Linked DNA regions of Mus musculus: region 1 is linked to region 2. A link is a loop called in an ENCODE intact Hi-C map of the cell type or tissue named here. Cell type or tissue: gastrocnemius. All regions are shown on one strand.

The links. Peaks named below come from ENCODE experiments on the same cell type or tissue, not always from the same donor. Only the 100,000 strongest peaks of a DNase experiment are listed, where the experiment ranks them.
Region 1: a loop joins it to region 2, with 3 times the contacts of the local background. A loop is called at or near these places in 18 of 42 quality-filtered maps.

The regions. Positions count from the first base shown.
Region 1 is chr16:94,786,934-94,789,433 of GRCm38, reverse strand. All of the region lies in intron 3 of Kcnj6 (potassium inwardly-rectifying channel, subfamily J, member 6), which reads left to right. Among named protein-coding and RNA genes, the nearest start is that of Gm41507, 63 kb to the right of the region's middle. In gastrocnemius, a CTCF peak has its summit at 1,066 (motif pointing left); a DNase peak (open chromatin) is centred at 1,062.
Region 2 is chr16:95,344,582-95,347,081 of GRCm38, reverse strand. No RefSeq gene overlaps it. Among named protein-coding and RNA genes, the nearest start is that of Gm31641, 86 kb to the right of the region's middle. In gastrocnemius, a CTCF peak has its summit at 1,008 (motif pointing right); a DNase peak (open chromatin) is centred at 1,002; H3K27ac peaks cover 421 bases.

The sequences.
Region 1 (2,500 bases), 560 kb after region 2:
TCACTACCCTTTCTACATGCTGGCCTGGGGCACAGTTTAAAGGTGAATAAAGTCTGTCTTGCATACCCTTGTGCCAAGGTACCAGCATCCACAAACTGAGCCTGGCTTCTGGGTACCCTATACAACCCCCATGCCCTCCTGGATTCTCTGTGGAACCTCACAGGGTATTAGGACTTTCTGCCCACTTTCATTCTTCATGCAACAGTACATAACAGCAGCCTGGCAGCGTCTAGCTGCAGAGCTCCATAGTGAACAAAGTGCAGGAACTCTGTCACTAGCTCAGCACCACTTTACCTAAGTAAGCATTTGATCTTTGTGGTTCCAGAACCTTCTGGAAGGGCTCCTGAGCTTTCTCTTAGTCTTAGCCCAGGGGTCACTGCCCTACACTACAGACCCAAAGTGGTCCTCTACAGCACTTCAGTAACTGCACAGAGCCCCCAAGTCATCTGTGAGTCTAGCTGAAACGCTGGCTCTGACTCAGCCAGTGAAGGCGAGATTCTGCATTCCCGGAAAACTGGCAGGAGCCCCCGGTGAAGCAGTGTGGTTGGGACCTCCTGTGAGGAGAGCGGTGCCAAGCCACAGCTAGAAACTTTCCCAGCAGGTTCCTTCACTGCCTTCTGAAGACACAGGCGTTCACCTTGAAGATGATTCTAGAAATATACCTTTGGAAGTCAGGGGAACCGACAGACTTCCAATCCTGAAAGGGGAGGTCATGAGGGGTGAGCTTGTGGGGGTCACTGTTTCTGGCAAAACAGTCCAAAAGTTTCTAAAGAGAATCTTCAGAATCTAGACTTCAGCTCCTTACGGCCACCCAGCTTCTTCTGAGACTGGAAAATTCTACATAAGCAAGGAAAAACTGACTGTATCCAGGGAAGGACTTGGGGAGGGGGGATGTCAGCGCACCCCTGAAGCCATAGACACCACAACCACCCTTCCCAGAGATTCAGAGGCCCAGGAAGCCTGAGACCCTAGGCTTTCCAATTCCCAATTCCGAATTTCCAATTTCCAGCAGCGGATACCTGGAGCCTCAGACCAAGGATGAAGATGCGCAAGCGCCAGCGCCACCTGGCGGCGCAGCGGCCACACAGCCGCCTCTGGAGCGCAGAGGTAGAGCGGTTAAGAGCAAAAGCTGTCACCCACACAACAGGCCCAACATTCCTTCTCCGCTGGAGTTGTCACATCTCTGAAATGTAGCCACCACCTATGAAACTCCAGATGCAAGGAAAGACTTCGGGTTTTCAGCGGCCATTACTTCAAAGCGACTCTCAAGCGACTTCAGATGCTGGGAAAATACTTTAAAATTACAGCCCAGTTTGTAGCTCCTAGCCCCAGCCCAGGAGGCACTTATGGAGCCGTGCGAAGGACGGTGCACTTGCTGCTCTTTCAAAGGGCCAGGAGTTCAGTTCCCAGCTCCCACAGCAAGCAGCTCACAAATGCATGAATCTCCAGCTTCAGGAAATATGATAACATCTTGTGCAGGCACGCACGTGTGAGCACACACACACATACACGCTCACACGCATGTGCAAACACATGCACATGAGCTCGAAAGAGAGAGAGGAGGAAGGAGAGATGGAGGGAAGAAGGGAGGAAGGAAGATGGGGGAATAAAGAAGGAAGGAAGCAAGGAAGGAAGGAAGGAAGGAAGGAAGGAAGGAAGGAAGGAAGGAAGGAAGGAAGGCAGGCAGGCAGGCAGGCAAAGAGGACTATCTGGGCTAAGTACTAATCCAGCAGGATTTCCTGAAAAGGACACAGCTTCCGCTCTGAGAGGGTCACTGTGAAGGTGCCCAGAAGGAACTAGAGTGATTCTGCATGTATTCTGTGTTGGTATGTGAGCTATGGCTGACCAGCGTCTTGGGTCTTGGTTTGTGGGGGCTCAGGGGTCCCCTCTGAGTTATGGGCTAAGCTTAAGTGGGATGAGGGACATGATGAAAGTCATTCCAGGGGTGAACAGGAGTGGGCAGGTTCTCCCCAGACCCATACCTCAGAGTAACCTGTTTCTACTGCCCCTATGACCTCCAGTCAGAGGGGGGGTATATGACATGGGGTGGGGAAGCTGTAACTTTAAGGGGAGCCACAGACTGCAAGTCACACTGTGAAAGCAGCCAGATGAGCCCTGCAGGACAGGGGAGATCCCCTGAGTTTTCTCAAGGCCTCTTCAGGTGTCCCACGTACCACAGAGAACCTCTTCCCTAGCCTTTTCCTGCTCTACCTAATAAACTCCTCATTCTTCAAAGCCCAGCCCATCTTTTGTAAGAGTGTCCCTGTGTAATTGAAACCCGTGAGTCCCTCCCTTCCTGCTCTAAAGACACCTCTAAGGTTATCAGACACACTCATCTGCCTCCTGTGTCAGGGTCCCGACCTGGCACTGTGTGTAGCCAGCCCAGTGCCCAGTGTGTGGGGTGAGCCAATCGGATTTAACAAGCAGTCTAAAGCTCCTGAAGCAAAGACCCACGGAGCCACTCCTCATGAAGAAGCAGAAGCGGGACTGGAGGAGGCCA
Region 2 (2,500 bases):
ATGTATGTGTCAGTGTGTGTGTGTCTGCTATGTATGTCTATGCATCTGTTGTGTGTTTGTGTCTTTATGTGGTGTGTGTGTATGTGTGTGTTTGTGTATCTGTGTCTCTCTGTGTGCATGGTGTGTGTGTGTCTCTGTGTGGTGTGTGTGTGTGTCTGTGTGTGTAGTATGTGTGTGTGGTATGTGTGTCTGTGTATGTGGTATGTGTGTGTCTGTATCTGTGTCTCTCTGTGTGCATGGTGTGTGTGTGTGTGGTGTGCCTCTGTGTGTGGTGTGTGTGTCTGTGTGTCTGGTATGTGTATCTGTGTATGTGGTATGTGTGTGTGTCTGTGTGTGCATCGGTATCTATGTGTGTGAGTGTATGTCTCTGTGTGTGGTGTGTGTGTGTGTGTCTATATGTGGTGTGTATGTCTGTATGTCTGTGTAAGTGTATCTGTGTATGTGGTGTGTGTTTGTGATGTGTGTGTTTGTGATGTGTGTGTCTGTGTATATATGTGGAGAGAGAGTGTGTGTGAGAGAGTGAGTGTGTGTGTGTGAGAGTGTGTGTGTGTGTGTGTGTGTGTGTGTGAGAGAGAGAGAGAGAGAGAGAGAGAGAGAGAGAGAGCAGTAAATCCTGCCATTTCTTTGAAGCCTAACTTCACTTGCTGCCTTGGAGAGAGGACTGGAATTCACACTCCTTCCTTCCTTATGATTACCTTGCCCTAGGCCCTCTACAGAAGAACCAGGGTTGCTGTGGTGCCCCTTTCTCTCCTTTTTAAAATGAAACACAAGTATAAAAGATATTAATGGTCTGTTCTGTTGCTAAGCACATTTTACTGGCATACCCTCTGTGACATATTGCCAAGGTTTGTAAAGATGGCCTTTGTGTATGTATGACCTAGAGGGATCCAGCCCGGGGGCCGGGGGGGGGGGGCGCGCACGGGGATGGGGGGAGGGGAGACCCTGCTCTCTGCAGGTGGCAAGTCCTGGAATGGGATAAATCCTGTGTGACCACTAGGTGGCGGTAGAGTTTCATGTACCTGCCACTGCAGCTGAGCCACTAACCAGCTTACTTTTGGTAGCTTTACAGTTTGGCATGTCTTCGTTGGGTAATTTAGAAGCTACTTGTAATAGCTTCATGGAACACCCTAAGATTCTCAGATGTGTTTGTTGTGTGGGTGTTTACAAAGAAGCCCAGCTACAGGTCAGTGGGGCATAGCTCATTGTCTCAAAATAGAATCATTAGGACTTTAAAAAAATTAATTTTCTTAAAAATCACTTTATAATATCATCTCCACAAGTTGGGCATTGTATCACAGGAGATGGGAAATCCTGGATCACAGGCTCTCCACATGTGCCAGCAGGGTGTAGCTGTCCTTGGGTGCTTTCAGAAACCCCCTAAGCATCAGAGCATGGGAGCAAGGAGACCTGGATGGTCTCAAGGCTACCTGCTGCTTACTAAGCAGGGCCTGTTTCAGATACCAGGCCCATCAGTCCAGGACTTTAGAATCCACATCTACAGATTATTGTCCAGGAACTCTGCTTTCTCCCTGGCCAAGCATACCCTAGGGCTCCCACGACCTGTCCTGTCTGTCTTGCTTCCCCTGCCCCAGCACCAGGGAAAGGTAAATTTTCGGTGGCTCCAACCTGTGCCCACAATCCCCAGGACAAAGAAGCATCCTGATTTGGGGCCTCTTAGGTCAGTGTAGGCAAAATGCTGTCAATTGCTGTTGAAGACCTCTTGAGTCCCCTCCTCTGTCACAGCCAACCAAAGGCCCCACATTCCCGAGCTCAAAGGCCACGTTGCTCACTGAGGTCATCCTAGGCCTTGTTCACCTCAGAGCTCTCCCTTCTCTCCCCCTTTCTCTCCTCCCTCCGCCTCGCGTTCTTGGTTTGTGGAGTAAGGGAGAAGCACCTGAGAAGCCTTCCTGCTTAATCCCAAGAGGAGGCGGATGACGCCCTTGTGGACTTCCTTTATTTTGTTTCTGCCCCCAAGCTTCCTTGCTCTAAACAAAGATCATACAGGGGCTGGGGGCGTGGCTCAGTTGGTAGAGTGTTTCCCTAGTGTGGTCGAAGACTGTTTTCTTTTCCCATAGCTGCATACACCTGGCATGATGGAGCACCGCTGAGGTGCTAGCACTCAGGAAGATCAGAAGCTAAGATCATCTTTAGCTACGTAGAAAACTGGAAGGGCAGCCTGGACTACCGGAGACCCTGTCTCTCAACACAAACATCAACACAAACGAGCACACAAACAAAACCACGACACCAATGATGAAACAAATATTGAAAATTAATCTGTATAACCTCTCCTTCCCTCCCTCCATCACCTCTTCTTTCCCTCTTGTCTCCCCATTCCCTTTCCTCCCTCCTTCCCCTCTTCTCTCCCCTCCCCCTTCCCTCCCTCCCTCCCTCCCTCCTCTCTTCTCTCCCTCTCCCCCTTCCCTCCCTCCCTCCCTCCCCTCTTCTCTCCCCCTCCCCCTTCCCTCCCTCCCTCCCCTCTTCTCTCCCCTCCCCCTTA